2 separate regions of the Homo sapiens genome follow, and region 2 is linked to region 1. A link is an interaction called in ENCODE POLR2A ChIA-PET data of the cell type or tissue named here. Cell type or tissue: GM12878. All regions are shown on one strand. Links, peaks and the distances in the headings refer to the core of each region. The heading gives the core; the rest is flanking DNA. Region 1 has its middle 370 kb from the start of ERCC4. Region 2 has its middle 480 kb from the start of ERCC4.

Region 1 (4,394 bases), core at 330-4,329:
AGTTAAGGCATGGAACTCTGGAGTCAGACTGTGTTCAAATTCCAACGAATCCTGGCATCTACTAGTTGTATGAACTTGGGCAAGTCATATAACCTTCCTGTGCCACATTTTCGTCTGTTAAATGGGAAATAATAAAAATACCCGAGTCACCACTGATTTAGCAGAATGACTTAATATTTAACATGTTTAGTACAAAACTGATTGATGGTGTGTGGTGAGAGAAATAAATAAACACACGTCCTGAAGGAGGAACTCAGGGAGATTTGAAAGGGTGGAATCGGAAAGTGGCTTTGTCTGGTTAGGCTAAGTGCTTTGCATAGCTCATCTCATCTACATCTGTATAATCTCAAGCCCGACCATATTTTCTCTCTTTTGTTTTTCTAACAAATGAGGAAACTGAGAACCAGCAGTGTGAGGTTGTTTGCCACTGAGCATATAGAGTAAGATCTGAGTAGCAGAGTGAGGAACTGAACCTAGATAAGATTTGATTCCCCAAAGTCCTACCTCCCCAGGCCAAACTGCACTGTGGGGCTGAGAGGTGGATAGTTATTTTACCTGTAAATACAAAATACCTTTCCACTTCCCTCCATCTAAGTAACGTGGGACAAAGGGCCTCAGGAAGAGAACAAGGGAGTATCAGTCTAGTAGGTAGCCTTAAAGCTCAGTGGGGCCAGTACTCGCTGTATGCTCCACTATGACAAATGGCCACAGTATGTTTGCTTGCACTTTGGGTGGAGTGGGGAACTTGCTACCTCCCCAGGCAGTCCATGTTATTTGCAGACCTCTGGGTTTGTCTGACACGCTTGTTGTACAAGTTCTCTCTCTTGCTCATTTTTAAACCAATTCGATTGCTTGTTCATTCAAAATTGTTTCTTCTCATGTAACCCCCACGTATCCTTTGTTTTCCTGGTATATAAAGGAACTACCAAATGTTCTCACATTTCGGTGGAAGAATGTGCTGTCTTTCCTCTTTTATTTTTTTGGAAAGCTCTGAGGAAGGTTATACCATCTTTATTCATTATCAAAAAACGCTTCTATATGGAAGTCAGGATTAACGTTTATAAGCCCAGAAAAAATGTTGTGTTCATGATACAGTTTTGTACAGGTAGGTTATTTCAGGGATAATAATAGTTAAAATTTATAAAGTGCTTATGATAACCAAGCACTGTACTAACAGTCTATATAGGTTATTTGCTCATTTAATTCTCTCAACAACCCTAAAGACTTTCATCCTCTCTGACTAGATTTGGAAATTAGGGCTGAGATAAGTCAGGTTCCTGGTCTTAGTTAATACTAATTATATACCAGAAATCTGATGTTTGAAGTTAATAGAAAGTCCAGTTCAAGTTGCCTTGAACGTCAAAAGGGATTTATTGATTTGAGTAAATGAATATTCCACAAGGAGATATGGCCTCAAATGGGATTTAACCCAAGGCACAGGGATGTTTCCCATCTCTTCTCTCCACCTTCTTCTTTTCTTCCTCACCCTAACAGCAATGCCCCTCATGATTCAAAATGGCTGCCAGGAGCTTGCAGGAGTCCTTTGTATTTCCCACATCTTCTTTTAGATGCAACCTGGGGCATTAAGAAAACAAATGAACTGGGCACGGTGGCTCTTTGGGAGGCCGAAGCAGGTGGATCACCTGAGGTGAGGAGTTCGAGACCAGCCTGACCAACATGGTGAAACCACGTCTCTGCTAAAAATACAAAAATTAGCTAGGTGTGGTGGCACATGCCTATAATCCCAGCTACTCGGGAGGCTGAGACAGGAGAATTGCTTGAACCTGGGAAGCGGAGGTTGCAGTGAGACAAGATTGAACTACTGTACTCCAGGCTCCATCAAAAAAAAAAAAAGAAAGAGAAGAAAAGAAAAAGAAAAAAAAAAAGGAAACAAATGTGAGAGTTCTTGTGTCACAGAGATTTTACCATGATTTTTTTCATTAATTTATAATAGAGTATTTATAGCAAAAATAAATACCAGACTTGTAGCATATAAGTCCTCTGTTTCCTTATCCCCATGCCCTTCCCTGTAGTTATCTCAGGTAGGCATGAAAGGTGTTTTTTTTTTTTTTTAATCTCTAGCAACTAGATCTCCTCTCTCATTGGCTCACATTTTATTAGGTTTGAACCAATCAGAATGGCTTCCTGGAGTATGTAGCTTGGTTTAAGCCAATCAGAGCCCACCCCTGGAGGTGAGGAAGAGACTCTGTATGTAAGAGGCAGAAGATGCCCAGCCAAAACCTGTGCTTTTTATTACCAAGAGGAAAAAGGAATAGATGCTAGTTATTTTTTTTTATACTTTTTACTTTCCCCCCAAAATAGAGGAAGCATATTCTCCCAGAACACTCATAGTTGTGGTCTTGTGCTATTTTAGAGGACCTGGTGCATGCTAGATTTTAATAGGATTTTATTTGTAATCCTTTACAGCCGTGACTGGTTTATTTTGGGTCACAATGAGATGTGGATCATCATCTGGTTTGGATTCTGATGTTTCTGGGCCTCCCCAGTTGGAAGATTTTATGCAGCCCCTGTAATAGTGGAAAATATGCTCAATTGTAAGGAGTTAATTGGCGCTAACTAAAGCACAGTGAACAGTTTGGTGGTGATTCACAGCGAAGGGATGGTTAAGGTTTAACAATGAAGCCACAAGAAATTTTCTTTAGAATTCAGTTGCACGATTTTTTTTTTCTTTTTTTTTAAATAGCAGCTCAGTTATTCAAAATCATTGTGCCTGGCTCACAAGCCAGGAAATGCTCAAATGAAAGCATGTGTTTCGGTTCTGGAGTTCCAATCTAATCTTTTCTCTCTGCTATGGTAGTGGTATTTTAGACCTGGTGAGCACTTAGGCTTTAAGTCACATGGACACAAGATCGAATCCCTGCTTTACCTTTTTGCTAGGTGGGCCTCTGTTCTCCCACCTGTAAAATGGTAGTGGTTAGTGGTAGCTACTGTAGAGATTTGCGGTAAAACTTAAAACAGATCATGTAAAGCACAGTGCCTAGCGTAGAATGAGATAGAGTGTTCAATAGTAGTTGCTAATATTGGAAGTGGTAATAGAAGATGGTGGAAAAATATGTGTCATCTTAGTCAAGTAATCTGCCCTCTTGGTGCCTCAGTTTCTTCACTTACAGAATGGGGAAATGAATAGTCCTACTTTCTGGAGTTGTTGGGAAGAGCAAGTGAACTAAAACACATCATTTAATGCTTGGCACATAGCAGGTGTTCAGAAAGCAGGTTGTGGTCCAGTGGTTCTCAGTCAGGGGTGTTTTTGTCCCCCAGGGGTCATTTGGCAATGTCTGGAGACATTTTTTGTTGTCACAATGGATGGAGGGTGCTACTGGCATCTAGATTGCAGAGGCCAGCATTGTGGCTCTATATCCCACAGTGCACAGAACAGGCCCCCACAACAAACGATTATCTGGCCCAAGAGATCAATAGCGCCTGTGGTTGAGAAACTCTGCTATAGTCAACAGCCTGAACATGGTCATCTTTTGCTCCTTTTGTGGCTTTTGTAACTTCTGCTTCCCACAGAGAATTGCTCCCTTGGGACAGAGGCCAATTATTAGAAGTGAAGAGAGCTAGCCTGACCTTGTGAAGTGGGTCTGGCTATTCTCACTTAAAAAAAAACTGTTTAAAAATAAGGCTTTAAAAAAAATCTCATTATTCTAAAGCACCCCAGGCTCCACCACCCCCTGGGCCGGTCTTTTCAAAGCCAACCTGGCTTTAAATAGCAGCGTCATCCGTTGTGACCTCGAGCAAGTTGTTGCTGTTTTTATCCTCAATTTACTCAACTGCGAAATGGCGATATTAATACATTTACCTCCAGGGTTGTTGCAGGGATGAAATCAGCTAAGGTAACAAAAGCACTTGCCACAAAGCCCGATACCATAGAAGGTGCATGAAGACCACTGCCATGTCTTGGTGGTTGCTGCCTCTGAAATGGCATCGTGACACCTGCCCTTCCCACCTCGGTGGAAGCTTAAAAATACAAACGGAACATAGACAGGAATGCATTTCCTCCAAAGTCAAAAGAAAGCACAAATGGAAGGGTGTTGTTAATATTAATTTGTGGGATGATGGGGAACCACCGGGGAGACTCCCTCTGGTGAGGATTTCATGAATTTCAGGAGAGCAGATCCAGCTCCCTGCAGAGCCTGAGCTCCTCGCTCTTGGTTTCTCTGCAGAGATGAACACAGACCTCTCATTCTGGAGAAGCCTGCATCTTATTTTCTGACTACTTCACTTATTCCACTACAACTGATTTTCTATTTTCTAGCAGAAAAAACACAAAGCTGAAGCAAAATGCGTCCCCACCTCTTTACCAATTGTATTTTTTTTTCTTTTCAGATGGAGTCTCGTTCTGTTACCCAGGCTGGAGTGCAGTGGTGAGATCT
Region 2 (4,394 bases), core at 236-4,235, 120 kb after region 1:
CTGCTTCTATGAGTTTGACTTTTTTAAGACTTTTTTTAAGTTGTAAGTGAGCTCATGCACTATTTGTCTTCCTGTGTCTGGTTGATTTCACTTAGCATGATGTCCTCTAGGGGCATCCATATTTTCACAAATGGCGGGATTTTAAATGTTTGCTCTCTCCCGTAAAATGTCCCAAGAATGACCTACGTTTCCCTTGCTTTCTTTTAGGGTCACTTTTTCTAGTTTTCTCATTATCAGAGACAGCTGGGATGGAGCGGACCTCATTTTGCAAAGGAATAAAGACAGTAATTAAGTTGCCGTTTAGTCTTTTCCTTTCTGGGCTAACTAATCCCAATTATTTTTAACCTTTTCACATAGGCCTTTTATTTTCTGACCTTTTAATGAATTTTCACTGCTTACTTCTGGTTCTTCTCCAGCGGTTACATAGTCTTCACAGTTTGCCAAAACTTTTCAGTAGTCATAATGAAATGATTATTTTCCCCCTATTTGCAACAGCAAACTCCCATACATTTTTGAGAAATACCGAATAACAATGATATGTCTAATTTTTCAGTTACATTTCTGTAAGGACATTTTCTCTCCAAAGTGTCAGCTATGCTCTCTCCTTTTCTTTATTTTTGTAGCTTAATGTCTTATGTACAAAATAAAATGATTATTTAAGATTTGTTCAAATAGCTATCAAAGCACTACTAGATATGTAAGAGTGTGCTAGCTACTGTTAGAGATAGAAAATAGGTAGATGCTGTTAGGTCTCTGTGATACAAACGCCACAATGATGGGTATTGGGGAACTGATACTGTTTGAGCACCTCCTATGTGCCCAATGCATACTTAACCTCGTCTAAACCTCCCAGAATCTTAAGAAAATGATTTCATTGCCACTTTCCAGATGAGCAAACTAAGGGTCACACAAGGTGAATGCCTTGCAGATATTCTCACAGTTATTGAAATGGTATAAAAAGTGCTGAGGCCGGGTGCGGTGGCTCACATCTGTAATCCCAGCACTTTGGGAGGCCGAGGTGGGTGGATTACCTGAGGTCAGGAGTTCGAGACCAGCCTGGCCAGCATGGTGAAACCTCATCTCTACTAAAAATACAAAAATTAGCTGGGCCTGGTGGCGGATGCCTGTAATCCCAGCTACTTGGGAGGCTGAGACGGGAAAATGGCTTTAACCCAGGAAGCAGAGGTGGCAGTGAGCTGAGATCACGTCACTGCACTCCAGCCTGGGCAAAAACAGTGAAACTCTGTCTCAAAAAAAAAAAAAAAAAAGAAAAAAAAAGTGCTAGGAACTTAGACTTGCCTTCTCTTAGATCCACCACTTGGAATTGTCAAGCCTTTGATTATTTTTGCTGTCCTCACTGATAGGACCTTGGATCCCTTTCCCCATGAGTCAAGGATCATCTGGGGGAAAAAAGCTGATATCAATAATGACTTGAGAAATGCTCTGGGCCCCCAGAATTCAGTGGGGGAGTTCACAGCAGAGGGAATTGCAAGCTATCAGGATCTTCTCAGTAGAATCACAGTAACCGAGTTGTTTATGGCTTGGGAGGTAACACAGAAGAGGGTAAACACACGGGCCCTGGGGCCAGGCTGGGTCTCATCCGGGCTTCTCTGCTTACTGACTGCTCAGCCTCGGGCAAAAGGGGTCACCTCTCTCCACTTCCAGTTTTTCATCCGTAAAATTGGAATATTGATAATGTCTTTTTTACTGAGTGGTTGGGCATATTAATATGTTTAAAGTGCTTAGATTTCAGGCTGGAATAGATAAGTGCTGAGTAATTAGTAACCATCATCATCACAGAAATCTCTTTTCTCCCCAGGGTAGAGTGGGAGGGGAGCCTTTTAATGTCCATCTTTTTTGAAGCCATATCATCTTACAGTAACCATGGCAACCAATCCCCCCAGATGTTTCCATGACATTTTTTTTTGAGTAAAAACTTGAAAATCTTTTTTGTGAACCAAAGATCCCTAATTTTTCTGGAACGATGTGGTTTGGTTGTGTCCCCACCCGAATCTCATCCTGAATTGCAGCTCCCGTAATGTGCCATGGGAGGGACCCGGTGGGAGGTAACTGAATCATGGGGTGGGGTTTCCCTGTGCTTTTCTCATGAAAATGAGTAAGTCTCATGAGAGATGTCGGTTTATAAAGGGCAGTTCCCCTGCACATGCTCTCTTGCCTGCCCCCATTTAAGACTTTGCTTTGAACTGTTGGTGAAACCAAAGGTTACCCTGATTAAGCCCGTCAAACTTCACTGCCTTGCTTGCTTTTAATCATTTACTTCTGGTTGATCTTAAAAACTCCCACTAGCAAATCACGTGGCCAAACAATACGTGACTCAACTCCCACTAGCTTCCTGGGGGGATAACATCTCTGACTGTGTGTCACTATAGTAACAGGTGCCTAAAGTTGGTTTTCAGGAACTAGTATTACCAGAAATGGATCCCAATCCAGACCACAGGAGAGGCTTCTTGGATCTCATGCAAGAAAGAATCCAGGGTGAGTCCACAGAGTAAAGTAAAAGCAAGTTTATTAAGAAAGTAAAGGAATAAAAGAATGGCTACGTCATAGGCAGAGCAGCCCCTGAGAGCTGCTGATTGACTATTTTTGTGGTTATTTCTTGATCATATGTTACACAAAGGGTAGATTATTGATGAGTTTTCTGGGAAAGGGCTGAGGGATTCCTGGAATTGAGGGTTCCTCTTCTTTTTAGGCCATATGGGGTAATTTATGGACATTGCCATGGCATTTTAAACTTCCCTGGCACTGGTGAAATTGTCCTTTAGCATGCTAATGCATTATGGTTAGCATATAATGACCAGTGAGAATGGCCAGAGGCCACTTTTAGTCGCCATCTTGGATTTGGTAGGTTTTGGCTGGTTTCTTTACGACACCCTTTTTTACTAGCAGGGTCTTTGTGACCTGTATCTTTTGACCTCTTGTCTCATCCTGTTGACTAAGAATGCCTAACCTCCTGGGAATGCAGCCCAGTAGGTTTCAGCCTTATTTTACCCAGTCTGTATTCAAGACGGAGTCACTCTGGTTCTAACACCTCTGACACTAGGGGGCAGCTCTTGTTCTGTTCAAGCCAGTTCAGATAGCTGACCCTTCAACTGGGCCTACAAGGGTGCCCCAACAGTGACTTTTGACAGCAGAGGTCCAAAACTCCACCCTCAAGTTATGCTAAAGCCATCATTTTCTTCACATGAGTCCTGTGAAGAGCCATACAGCTCACTTATGCTTGCACAGAAACCTGATTCCCTCACCTTTCCTACCACACAATCACATTTCCTCACACTTTAGACCACCTTGCTTCCTATCCCAGAAGTACCCCCAAGCCCTATGTTCAGGGAGAGGATTTGAGATTTGTTCTTCTGTCTCCCAGCACAGCAGCCTTGTGAATCAAATCTTCACTCTTTTGCAAAACCTGTCACCTCAGTGATTGGCTTGCTGCGTGTGGGCAGAATGAACCTGGCTTGATAACATCAGAGGCTGTAGGATGTACTCTTTTTTTTCCCCTCAGGTTTTTGCCAAGGCTGAGCCCAGCAGAAGTAATTTTCAAAGGGTTGGGATAGTTTGTGTATTAGCTGACTCATTGAAAAGTGCCTTTTCCAGTCATATTCCAAAGAATGTAAAGTTATAAAAACAAAAACCCCCACTGGAACAAGTGTCATTTTCCACCAAGGTGGGCTTGATCACACACAGCTTTCTGTCCTTTCTTGTGACATAGTTTACTGTCATTTGCCTGATGTTTTATTTAACTTTGTTATGTGCATCTATCTCATCTTTTCAACCACATTTCAGATTCCTTGTGGGGAGAGTTCTTGCTGAACCTCTTTGAAGTCTTTGCAGTTCTAAGTGCTCCTGACATATAGTTATCTCAGTTACATTTACTGAAAAAAAAAAAAGATTCTAAGAATGGGTACATCTATCCTTTCAGGGAATAAATATGGTTAAAATGATAGAGGCTTTACTACAAAAATCAAAAACAAATCCTTGGGATATTCCTGGAAGCTGGTGTTTTCCTTAATTAACATAATGGATTCAGTAAATAGAGAGGAAAGTATGTTTGAAAAAAGAACAGATTACCTACAGGGCTGAAATCTTGTCACACAACACATTTGTAGTTTTAGTGTATTTTTCATTTTAAACAGGGATTATTAATTAAGCCCCAAAGGCTTTCTCTGCTCACAGTGCATTCTGAAAAGCACCAATCTCTTTCTAAACAAAACAGGCTCCAACTACTTTGTAATCAGAAGACTGGCTAATGGGCTGGTTGAATGCTACCGACTTGCTTAATTGAAGTTCCACTAAAAACCTGAAATACCAATCCTCTCCTATTCATTTATTCGTTCATTTATTCTTCATTCTAATGAGAATTATTGAGTACTTACTAT

The links. Peaks named below come from ENCODE experiments on the same cell type or tissue, not always from the same donor. Only the 100,000 strongest peaks of a DNase experiment are listed, where the experiment ranks them.
Region 2: POLR2A ChIA-PET joins it to region 1 with 14 read pairs; 2 of 35 experiments call an interaction of 5 or more read pairs at or near these places.

What each region holds. Positions count from the first base shown.
Region 1 is chr16:13,551,977-13,556,370 of GRCh38, reverse strand. It overlaps a transcript of SHISA9 not described here. Among named protein-coding and RNA genes, the nearest start is that of ERCC4, 370 kb to the left of the region's middle. In GM12878, for the core only: no CTCF peak of the experiment used is centred there; DNase peaks (open chromatin) are centred at 2,790 and 3,520.
Region 2 is chr16:13,434,739-13,439,132 of GRCh38, reverse strand. It overlaps a transcript of SHISA9 not described here. Among named protein-coding and RNA genes, the nearest start is that of ERCC4, 480 kb to the left of the region's middle. RefSeq lists enhancers at 1,995-2,054, 2,295-2,464. In GM12878, for the core only: a CTCF peak has its summit at 3,068 (motif pointing right); DNase peaks (open chromatin) are centred at 838 and 2,262; H3K27ac peaks cover 1,731 bases.